Regions from separate parts of the Homo sapiens genome. Here region 1 is linked to region 2. Evidence: read pairs that join two places in POLR2A ChIA-PET (ENCODE). Cell type or tissue: MCF 10A. All regions are shown on one strand. Each heading gives the region's core, and the rest is flanking DNA. Links, peaks and the distances in the headings are about the cores only.

The links. ChIA-PET counts read pairs that join two places held together with the same protein. Peaks named below come from ENCODE experiments on the same cell type or tissue, not always from the same donor. Only the 100,000 strongest peaks of a DNase experiment are listed, where the experiment ranks them.
Region 1: POLR2A ChIA-PET joins it to region 2 with 5 read pairs; 3 of 35 experiments call an interaction of 5 or more read pairs at or near these places.

What each region holds. Positions count from the first base shown.
Region 1 is chr1:85,618,110-85,624,467 of GRCh38, forward strand. It overlaps LOC112268231 (a long non-coding RNA gene), which reads left to right and starts at 812. Exons shown (of 2, transcript XR_002958331.2): 1 at 812-6,358. RefSeq lists an enhancer at 4,997-5,291. In MCF 10A, for the core only: no CTCF peak of the experiment used is centred there; no DNase peak of the experiment used is centred there.
Region 2 is chr1:85,404,265-85,410,622 of GRCh38, forward strand. The region is part of intron 1 of DDAH1 (dimethylarginine dimethylaminohydrolase 1); the gene reads right to left. Among named protein-coding and RNA genes, the nearest start is that of DDAH1, 58 kb to the right of the region's middle. In MCF 10A, for the core only: no CTCF peak of the experiment used is centred there; a DNase peak (open chromatin) is centred at 3,087.

The DNA of each region.
Region 1 (6,358 bases), core at 1,246-5,245, 210 kb after region 2:
TGGTCCCAAAGACTACCTGTACCCAGGACCTGAAAATTTTAATCTAAGTCATCTAATGAGTGGAAAGAACTACAGCATCCCCTTGTAATGGTAGGTAAGAGATATCTTGTAAGTTTTGGGTTGATTTGCTGATCAATGGTTCCTTGGGCCTAACCCCATATTGTTAAGCTCCAAACAAAAGAAAGGACTGTTTCCCAGTTGCTTGTGGCTTCTTGGTCCATGAAGTTCTGCTGAAATGGACCCTGGGCAAGGAAAAAAAAAGGGAAGTTATAGAGCGGAGGAAGCGTAAGCTGCCCCTAGACGTGAGCCCAGAATTTTACAAGCAAGTATAGAAGCTGGCCTTTGAACAAGGACCTTGAAGAGTGAGAAAAAAGGGATCCCAAAGGAATGGAGGCTTATTGTGCAGATGAATACTGATTATGGCCATGTTCACAAAGTACACTGCAACACCTCAACAGTGTAAAATCTCACTAATACATACCCCACTAATTCAGCCTTCTCAACTCTCTGGAATATGTGGCCTTTTGGGTAAAGCCAGGGCTAAAATTCACTTTTGTGCTATCTCCAAAAATGAAGTTGGGCTAAACAAATAGAAAGGACAGGCTGCTATTAAAGTCACTGGGGAAGCCCGTGACTCTTTAAGTTCATAATCAGACATGATAGTATCCACCTCATTAAATGCCCCATTATGGGCAGGACCATCTCTCTGGCTCAGCTTGTTTCCTATTTGCTTCCTCTCGTGGTACCTTAGGTCTGCATCTATGACATTGACCTTGTTTCTCCTCTCCTCTTTTCTCTCTCTCTCTTTTTTTTTTTTTTTTTTTTTTTGAGACAGAGTCTTGCTCAGTCACCCAGGCTGGAGTGCAGTGGCGCTATCTCAGCTCACTGCAAGATCCGCCTCCCAGGTTCACACCATTCTCCTGCCTCAGCCTCCCGAGTAGCTGGGACTACAGGCACCTGCCACCACACCCGGCTAATTTTTTTTGTATTTTTAGTAGAGACAGGGTTTCACCATGTTAGCCAGTATGGTCTTGATCTCCTGACCTCGTGATCTACCCGCCTCAGCCTCCCAAAGTGCTGGGATTACAGGCGTGAGACACCACGCCCGGCTCTTTTCTCTTTTTATCTAAATTATTCATTCATCATTTATGCAATAGATATTGTGCTCCTTCTATAACTCAAGCATGTGCTAAATGCTGGAGTTACAACAAGTAAATACGGAACGTTTGCTCTCAGGGAGGTCATAGTCTAATGTGGAAAACTGATGATAAAGTGTGATGGACATGGAGACCCACATCCAAGCATGAAGTGATGCCTGAATGATGAGGCAGCTAAGACTCAGAGAAACTGAAGACTTTTTCCAAGTTCTCTCAGTTGGCTGATGACAGGGTTGGAACTGAAGAGATCAGTCAGAACAAAAGCCTGGTCTTCTGCCACTACCTCCTTGAGATTTCCCAGACTCCCACGTTTGGGGGCTTCTCCTCTTGTTCTTTCTATCCAGTTGCACGTAGTTCATACTCACTCTTTTCCTAGCACTGATCTATTCCTACCTCAGTAGAATTCACATTTATCACTAAAGCCAGGCATCTGCCCTACCTCCCTCTAAGGATTGATGTGCTGATAAATTGAGCTAATCAATGTAAAAGTACTTTAAGAAGTACACTGCAACACAAACCTAAGTCCCAAAACCACAATCTAATTAACATATTAATTTAATCAATGAATCAGTCAAAATATCAATCACAAATTAATGCTAGGTTCTGTGGGAGATAAGGCATGTCTTCATATACAGCATGGCCCCATCCCTAAAGGAATTTATGGATGAGTTGGTGGTAAAAAGTTAAAGAAGAAAGAAAGTAGGCATTTATTGAGTGCCTATCATGTAGTATGCACTGTGCTATCTGCTTTTCCTTATATTATCTCACAATAATCCTCACAACATTCTAGGAGGTAGTCATTATTTTCTTCAATGTTTGGATAGAATGTTTCGATAGAATGCCCTCCCCCAATGCCTCTCTGTTCGAGCACAACATGGCATAATAGCTAAAAAGCCTTGGATCAGGGCTCAAACTGAATTTGTATCCAGGCACTGCCAATTACTTTCTGTATACTCTGAGGAAATTGCTCAAATTTTCTGCACCTCAGTTATAAAATCAGGAAGATAAGAATAGTACCAATTGTATGCTTTGTTGTAAGGATAAGGTGACCATATATGTTGACGTATTTGCCACAGTGGCTGGTCCAGAGTAAGCACTAGATAAAAGCTAAGATATTATTATTACTATCCAGCTCCAACTCCTTTTTATCTGCAGTCTTCCCAGATCTCCTATCGAAATTAGTCTCTTTTACCTCTGTATCTTCACATTACTATAGGCATGCTTCTCATCATGTTCATATGTGTACCTGATTATTACTGCTTAGCACAGAAAAAATAATAAATGTAGGTGATTAGATGAATGTCTCCCAGAATGACATCACATGCTCATAGAAGGAAGGAAGTATTGTGTTTCTAGCTATAAGGCAGACAAAATGCCTGGATATTATAGATAAAGTATACTTTCAAATGCCTAGTCAACTCTCATGTAAATTGGAGAAACCCCCAAGGGGACACACACACACACACACACACACACACACACACACACACGAGGGATTGGAATCCAGCACGGTAAACAGGCACTAAAGCTACTGCTGCTCTGGAAAGTCTATCTTATTAACTTTGAGGCTCAGTTTAAAGGGCATTATGGAGAACAGGAGCCAAGGCTTAGTACCTTCAAAAAATGGAGAGTTGGAACTGAGACCCCTGCATAAAAGTGAGACTCACAAAGAAATATGTACTCAGTGAAAGGGTAGACTAGGAAAAAAAAAAAAAAGAAAAAAGGAAACCTGCTTATCTGCAATAAAGAAAAGCAGGGAAATATGTTGGCCTTGGCCTGGGCTCATAAGATGTTAAAATCACAGATACACCTCCCTAACCACAGGTTCAGGGTTTGAATTTATACTACCTACATGATCTTGGAAGTCTCAGTTGAAAAAATCAGTTTAAACTGGCCTCAGGTTGATACCACCCCAGGGTACCTGGCAGAAGCAGATCTTATCGGAGGGACAGCCACCCAGGCCTCATAGGAGTGTAACAAACAAAGCCCCACTGAATACGAGATCACAATTTGAAATTACAAACCATACTAGGAAACAAGCTACCATGAGTGAGAGCCAGCAGAAACCACAATGAACAGAATTAGACTTTACATAACAGTTATTCTATATAAATTGTTTTAAATTTAAAAGAAATATAAGAGAAATACGAATATGGAAAAGGAATAAATAACATATAAAAAGACCAAGGAGAATGAAGAAAGAACCAAATACTACTTACAGAAATCAAAATATACAATCATCAAAGTTAGAAACACAGCGAATGAGTCTAAGTAGAGAAGACACAGGTAAAGAGAGAATTAAGGAAATGGAAGATAAATGTGAAGAAATTACCCAGCAAAAGGGCAGAGGCACAAATAAATGAGAAACATGAGATGTTAAGGGGACAGGAAGAAAAAACCCAATGTGAAAAAGGCAATATTTAGAGATAATGTTTCCAGAATTAAGGATAAGAAGCTGATTAGTTTGATCTTTGAAACTACAGCACCTGGCAAGTGCCTGTTAGATGCCTAATAATGTTCTTTGAGTTGGATTGACACAAGTCCTTTAGCATTTGCTTGTCCTTTACTTCATATATTTATTCGTTTTAAAAAATATTCAGTAGAAATACAGAGGTGAACAAAACAAAGTTCTTCTTTGAGTTTGTGTTCTGGACAAAAATGACAAATAATAAACAAATTTACAAATTAAAATGAGATACTTTTGAATTATAAGAAGTGCTATGAAGGAAATAAAAGGGCTACTTAATAGCAACTTGGGAATAGGATTTCACTGAAGAAGTGAGACCTCAGTAAGAAGTGAAGTGAAAGTATTCCAAGTGAAGATACAGCACATACCAAGGCCCTGAGTGAGAAATCACTTGGTGTTTTTGAGAAAAAGAAGTCAATGGGTCTGGGCTGAGTGAGTGACATGGAGAGTGGTATAAGATGTGGTTGGAGAGTGGTATAAGATGTGGTTTGAGAGGTAGGCAAGAACAATGGGATTTTTTTTTATTTTTAAATAAATTTGAGAGCAACAGAAAGTCATTGGAGAGTTTCAGGCACAGGAGTGATGTGCTCTGTCACCCTGGCTACTCTGGAAATAGAATGTAGTGGGGGCAAGAATGGAAGCAGGGAGTCTAGTTAGTAACTTCAGTTGTCCATGCAAGAGACAACAGCAGCTTGGGCTAGGGTGATAGCCATGAGTATGGAGAGAAGTGTATGGATTTAGATATGTTTTGAAAATAGAAACATTGTATTTGATGGAGACAACAGAAAAGATGAAGGAAAGGGAAGGAGGGATCAAGTATCATTCCTGTTTTCTGGATTGAGCAGCTGGGCAAACAGTGGTGCCATTTTCCAAGATGAAGAATAGAAGAGTAACGCTTGGGTAGGGGTGGGATGGGAACATGAAATAGGAGTCCTGTTCTGGACATGTTAAGCTCAAGATGCCCATTAGATGTTCAGGTAGACAGCTGTATATGGCAATATGGATGACCTCAGGAAAATGAGCCCTAAACCAAGGAATGCTCATATTTTGAGACATGTGTTTCCTTCAAGATCCACCTGTGTCATAGGCTTGAACAGGGGTATGTGTAGGGGACTGAGCACTTCCAGCTACAGATTCTCTGGGAAAAGGGCCAGTGTAACTCTTGAGTTCAAGAAACGCTGCCTGTACCCCTGCCCAACTTAGAAGTGGAGCTTAGGTTCTTCCAGGCCTGCCTAACCCTGATGCTTTTGGTAGCTGATGTAGTTTTAAGCCAATGTGCTTTCTGAGGGATGCCAAAAGAATGAGTATGGAAAATGACTTGGTGACAAACCCAGGCAGCTCTTCTGTGGGGAAGGGTGGAGGAGTCCTCATGCAATCTGGCTCCCACCCATTCCCACCCACCAGCTGAGGGCATTGTATCCAAGAGATCCAAGGGAGTAGAGTCAAGAAGATGACGCATCAGGAGGTACAAAGAAAAAGGAGATCCCAGATGAGGTAATGACCAAAAAATGCCATAACCCATTACATAAGTGAAAGTGAAACCTGAGGAACAAATAAACAAAGGGTATCAGATTGATGTAAAAATACAAGAAGCTCACTCTGTGGTTGCTGACATACATCATTGTGGAAACAAAATCATGTCCAAAATGACTATGGTTAAACTTGGAACCACATGACAGGAGTTTTAGGAAGTTCCAAAAGAATCAAAAATAACTTGAACAAAGTAGCATTCTTCCCTGGGCTTATGGCTTTGAGAAAGGACAAGTGCCCCTCTGGAGAGAAGAACAACAGTCCACAGGGGACCAAGTGGCTCAAGGGAGTTCATGTGAATGAAGGAAACTACTGTCTTTGGAATGTATTGGAAAATTGTCTGACACCTGATATTAGTCAGGATTCAGTTCTCAAGTCCATTAGATTACAGTAGGATAGTTGTTGTTGTTGTTGTTTTCTCAGCTGAATATATATATTCAGACCCACTGCAATTTCTCTCCTTTCATTCCTCAAGAAAACCAAGAATGTGGCCAGGCATGGTTGTTCACGACTGTAATTCCTACCTTAGGAGGCTGTGGGTGGATTACTTGAGTCCAGGAGTTCGAGACCAGCCTGGCCAACATGGCGAAACCCTGTCTCTACTAAAAATACAAAAAATTAGTAGCAATAGTAGTAGTTCCCGCTACCTGGGAGGCTGAGGCACAAGAATCGCTTGAACCTGGGAGGTGGAGGTTGCAGTGAGCCAAGATCACGCCACTATACTCCAGCCTGGGTGACGAAGTGAGAGTCTGTCTCAAAAACAAAACACAAAACCCAAAAAACTAAGAATGTTACTTTACACTTGTACCTAATAACGCACTTTGCATTGGTCACTAGGAAACTCAGAACCAAATTTGTGGACTACCCTTAATGTACTAAGTACATAAAACTTTAGGTAGCATATATCTTGTGTGTTAACCTCATTACTGGCTTAATCTTATTTCTATACCCTATTTTTCTCTTATCCCCATTTTCTTTTCTTAAAAAATAGTGTATTGGACATATTATGTGTTTTGAAACAAAGTAGAATACAAATAAACAAATAAGTCGACTTTCTGTCCAAACAAGACAGCATGAAAAGCAGGAACTTGGTGGTGGTATGACGTTTCAATGAACCAAAGAGGCTCTGATTACCGTCTGTAGACACCCACGGCACAATTATTAAGTTCATTAGACAGAGAGGAATCTGGATTCAGCTGTGACA
Region 2 (6,358 bases), core at 1,298-5,297:
ATGCCACCAGTTCATATTGACCCATTATACATGAAACTTCTGCCTGTAGGATTGCAGTTGACAAAGCCTGAAAGACCACATTCTAGAAGGTACTGCTAAGCTTCATTTGTCCTTACCATAGCTGACTGCCATCAAATTGCCATCCAGAACTGCTTTTGGGAAGCAGTTCCTCCGCAATCTTTTCAACAGATTCCCTGTTTTAACATCCACCTGTGTTACTGAAGAACAGTCTGACCCGGATTGAGCCATGGAGCAAATAATAACACTAACTGCAGCTCCAGACAGAAAAAAAAATAGGAGTTCATTTTCCAGACTCTTGTGGGAATACAGAGCATGTCTGCTGAAACCGAATCCAAGAGTTCAATGATACTGTAGACTCAAGTATTTCTTTAAATTCCACGTAATAGCTTTTCCGTTCTTGGTGTTTTATAACACACTTCTGAGCCATGATTCAGAAAGTGAGGGAAATTCTCTGTCTTTCTCTCTCTCTCTCAAGTTGAGTTATATAAAAATTACAATTGTAAGGTGAAGCTCTAACAGAAGGCCACAGGAGTTGCTATATGTACTGTTCTCACTGACCCATCACTGCAACTTAAGTCAGTTCATGTGGACTTTCTTTGAGGGAACGCCATTTCTTTAGGCATTAAATCTAAACTTCTTTCCTTTGGGTTTTGTTTTGCTTCATTTTTGCCAGACTCTACAATCCGCCCTAGAAAGCCTGAGTATTACATCTTCATTCTGTCATTTTCAACCCTGTTTTCTCTCTTGACAAGGATAGACATGTTATTTTGCTGATATCACTGTTGAGTTGTATGAGGCCTTCTCCCTTTATGCAGGGGCCACCAGAGTAATCAGTTTTATGTAGCTGCCACTTCATACTACTGTATCCTAACAGCAGACATGCTAGCAATTCTCTTCAGTTTAATTCAATAAATTGGCCACATGGGTCTATTTATTAGCTGATATTGGCCTCCAACATCTAATATAACAAATATTACCGAAAAGAAATAGGGTTGAAACTATACCTAAGATTACAGAGGGAAATAGTCAAGCATCTGAGGAAAAGATCTTGTTTTTCCCTGCTATTAAAAAACTTAACTGTAAAAAACACTGTATGTAGTTCTATAGACGGCATGCATCATCAGGCTGTGAGTACAGACACGGAGATGGTTCCTTTAAATAAACACAGGTGTCAGGACGCTTAAGCATGTAAATGGAGGTCACACCTTATTTTTTCTGTAAGCTTAAAGTCTTAAAAAGTCGTGGTCTGGATCAACAGGAGCAGGGGCTGTATCAAGGCATGGTCCATTCCCTGCTCCGCATTTGGCTGGGAAAGACTTGGTCCTTGGCTGGATCTAAAAAGTGCCCTAAAAAAAAAAGCCCTACTTTATAGCAGTGAATAGTAAACTGGAGATAGCATGTTGGAATACAAGTCTTGAGAGAAGGTGGAATCCTCTATGAAAAAGAGAGAGCCTCAGAGAGGGGAGACAAGAACCCAAGAATCACAAATGTTTTGTTTCTCTGCAAGAAAGAATGCCAAGGTGCAAGACTATCCCGTTCTCTTATTCCAAGCTGCCCTCATGTAATGAATGCTCTCAGCCACTCACTCGAATACGTTTCTTTTGAAATTAGAAGTAAAACCTAACACTTATGTTGCCAACTTAAAGAGGTTTGGTTGTATTTAAGAGCACACGGATATTAGCCTCCAACAGTTTTAAAGAAGCTAAGAACTGACATTTATCCAGGACCCACTATGTGCCAGGGCTACCTACCATGTTTCCTCATTTGAATTCCATAACCACCCATGGTGGTGTGCATTATTATGTTTACTTTATAAATGTGAAAGTTGGAGCCCAAAGATGAGGAGTAATTTGTTCAAGGCCACACTGTCTAGAACATGGAGCAACCAGGCCTGTCCAATTCCAAAAGCCACGTTCTATCTCAAAAGCTTCTTTTAGAATATTTGATACAGTCCTCATAGAGATTTATGAAATAGAATTTTATCTTGAGAAACTAAGAAACACAGAAGAGAAGCTTTCCTCATCACTACATCTGGATCCAATAAACTTAAAAATATTTTTTTAAGATACATTACATTTGGTTTCTTTCTCTTTTTAAATTTGTAGTCCAAATTATCCCCATCCTCTCAGCAAAATGAAATAGTAACCTCTATGATAAATTATGAGATTATCTATAATGTGAAATCATCATGAAGTCCAAAGAGAAAAGAAATGAAACAACTATTATGTTTTAAAACTTGAAATATTCAAGAAGGATACATATAGAATATACATTTTTAAAAAATTAATTTTTTAATTAACAAAAATTGTGTATGTTTATGGCATGCAGCATTATGCTTTGAAATATGTATACATTGTGGAATGGCTGAATCAGGCATATGGCTTACCTCATATACTGATCATTTATTTGTGGTGAGAACACGTAAAAATATACTCCTTTAGTTTTTGAGTATACGAAGCACTGTTATTACATATAGAGAACAGAATATACTATAAACATTCATAAAGGGCAAGCTGAAAAAATTACATTCCTTTATTTCATGGTAGTTTTAAATTTTTATATTAAAAACTATTATATTAAAGCTTTAAAATAAAATGCTATATTACAAGGGTCTTTATGACTCAAAGAGAAACAAGGAAAATTAGAGTATATTTCATAAAATTTAAAGGAAAGCTCTTTTATTTGAAATATATAAGAAGAAAAACACATTATATTTCTTTAAGAGACTTTAGACCTTCCTCCTTGAGTTTTTGTTTTTCATGTGTCCACTTTTTAAATGTTTCCATTTCCTCCACACACATATTTCTGAAGAGTTATGAGCAGGAAGTTTTCTCACGTATTTTCCCAAGTAGAAAGGCCTCCAGCTGCACACAGACTTTCCCATTGCCCCAGTATTAAAGTTCTGGGTAAAATTTTAATTACTAATTTAGGAAAGATGAGACATTTTAAAATTTAATACAGTTTGCCCTTTTTACAGACCATGTAGAATAAAGCCTCAGTATGCTTGAAAAAATCTCTTAGCAACTGAGAGCGGAGCTGGCCAACAATGGATGATTCATTGATTTAGCTTGAGTGTGCAGGAATGTCTGCCAAAAGGTCTGAATAAACTCACATTGCTAGACACTATGGTAAAATGTACCCTGACCTCTTTTAAAACTCTATCAGAGCGGAAAGTTAAACTTGCAGCTTTCCAGCAATTCACTGGCATCTGGAAACACACTTGAATTATAATATCTTGCTTTTATAACAATCGATAGATTATTATTTTCACCTAATTAGACAATGGCTGCTACTAATTGGAGGTTTCTAAGGGGACACCACCGTGCTTTTAAGCACTAAAAATAATGGTTTCCTATTCAATTTAAATCTGAAAGGAGGCTTTTTGAAATCCCAAACTGAAAGAACTGATTGTTGGTTTTTGGTAATATTGACCCAAGGGTTATGAAACATTACCCTAAACAATAATTTGTGCATTTAAAATTGGTAAACATTATGTAACAGATATCCCATGTCTCTAAGTTTATGCATACATGTAAAGATTATATATACCAGGACATCCTAGCTTATATTTATATAAAATTCAAAAAGCTCGGCTCTTTTGGTTACATCTATCATTTGTCTCCTCAACATCCTTTTTAGGGGCAAGTATTATTTCTCCTGCTTTAGAACTGGAAGACCACGCATGTGGAATTTTAAATTGTTGGCTTGCATTCATAGGTATTCAAATCAAGTGCAGGCCCGGGCTTACAAATGGATATTCTAGTTTAAAATTGAGTATTAGACGCATTGCACTACTTTATCACTCACAACTTCAGCAGCTATAATAAAAATAATCCATGAAACCAAATCCTTGTTTCCCAGTGGTGAACAAAGATATACTTCCTGGTTTCTTTTGCCCTTCACAAATGTAAGCATAGAGCATGGAACGTTCTGCCTTGAAAGAGCTGTGCTTTTGTCTGCTTTACTTCTTCTTCCTCATCTTTCCCCTTACCTTTTTCTCCTTCTTCCTTTTTTTTTTTTTATCTTTTTGTGGTAAAATATTCAGGATTAACTGAACAATTCTCTGCTCCACCCCAGAGGTAACCATGTTTATCAATTTGAAGTACTCCTTTTCATATTGTTTTGTGGAGCATTTCCATGATTAAATGAACACATAAAGGTATATCATTTTGATTTACATGTTTTCCCTGTTTAATATATTATCACATATTGTTCTATAACTTACTTTACAAAAAAAGTACTTCTTGGAAATCTTTTCATACCTGTACATTTGAATCCATTTCATTTTTAAAATTGCTAAAAAGTATGTCACAGTGTTAGCTTACTTTCTGAAATGGGGCAAGTTATACACATCCACTAAAAATACAGCTGTTCTTCCAGAATAACCTAGATGGTCATATAGAACAAAACAGCATATGGAAAAGTACAAATGAGTGAAGAAATTTAGCCTATTTTTTTTAACTTACTTCACTCTTGACAATTATATGTATCCAATAGCACCAGAGGCAATGAATGGGCTTGTTACACTGGATGCTAAAATCCAAGTAGTAAGACGAATATGATGGGGATCTTGCCAGAAAGGGGCCTTGTCACTTGGAGCAGAGGAGTAGAGAGCTTTATGGGTCAAAGCTGAATAGAACACACACGGTTCCTGCCCTCATGGGGGTAACAGTCTAACTCTTAAAGACCTTCCAACTTCACCCCTCCTTTCCATTCCCACAGTAACTGATAGTCTAGACCAAACTTGTCCAACCCACAACCTGCATGCCACATGCAGCCCAGGATGGCTTTGAATGCAGCCGAACACAAATTCACAAACTTTCTTAAAACATTATGAGATTTTTTTGATGATTTTTTTTTAGCTCACCAGCTATTGTTAGTCTTGGTACATTACATGTGTGGCCCAAGACAATTTTTCTTCTTCCAGTGTGCCCCAGGGAAGCCAAAAGATTGGACACCCCTGGTCCAGACTTTCCACATTTCTGGTGTGAACTATTGCAGGAACCCCTATGTGGTTTTCTTGAGTCTAGTGTCTTGAACTGCTAATCCACAGCAGAGATATTCCCAAAGAGAAAGATCTGATCATGTCACTGCCCAAATGAAACACCTTCATTATTTTCCCTTAAATGACAATACAGGACAAAGTGTAATCATCTCAACCTGACATTCACAGTCTAACTTCCCAATTTTTCTCCTGTTACTTTAAGTTCTAGTCACATCAAACTTCCTACTGGTCTGTGGAGATTCTACGTCACACTTCTATGCTTTTTCACATACTGCCTAAAACGTTGTTTACCTTTTTCCACCTGGATCTCCTGCTTGTTGCTCTACACCGGCTTCAACATTGCCTCTTTGGTAAAGGGCTACCTGACTTCCACAGCAGGGATTTACTTCTTCTGTGCTCCCAAAGCAGGTTGCATTCACCTCTATAATGGCATTTCATGCTGTTTCAGCATTATTTGTAATGCATATATAAGTTTTCAACTTTATTTATAAGAAATTGTACATATTAGTTAAAAATCAATTGTGAAGCACCTACCTATGCTAAAGTTTTTGTCAAATCTTAAGTTATCAGTCATAACTCATTGCTATACTAGTCCTCAGCCCTACTTGAGTTGTTGGACTGCAAGTTAATTGGGAAGATCCAAAGCCAATTGTAATCATAACAATTCTCCTTATGTATATATCAACAGAGATTATGAAATTATAGATTAGCTGAGCACAGTGGCTCAGGCCTGTAATCCCAGCACTTTGGGAGGCTGAGGCGGGAGGATCACTTGAGCCCAGGAGTTCAAGACCAGCCTGGGCAACATGGCACAACCCCATCTCTACAAAAAATACAAAAATTAGCCAGGCACACTGCCAAACACCTGTAGTCCCAGCTACACGGGAGGCCGAGGTGGGATAATCGCCTGAGCCTGGGAGGTGGAGACTGCAGTGAGCTGTGATCATGCCCCTATACTCCAGCCTCAGCAACAGAGTGAGACCCTTTCTCAAGGGAAAAAAAATAGATCTACAGAAATTTCCTTAAAATGTAATAATGTTTATCTCTTTTTGAGAAAAAGGAAATGAGGCCGGGCATGGTGGCCCATGCCTGTAATCCCAGCACTTTGGGAGGCTGAGGCGGGTGGATCACCTGAGTTTGGGAGTTTGAGACCAGCCTGACCAACATGAAGAAACCCCATCTCTACTAAAAATACAAAATTAGCTGGGCATGGTGGCACATGCCTGTAATCCCAGCTATTCAGGAGGCTGAGGCAGGAGAATCACTTGAACCTGGGAGGTGGAGGTTGTGGTGAGCCGAGATGGCACCATTGCACTCCAGCCTGCAATAAGA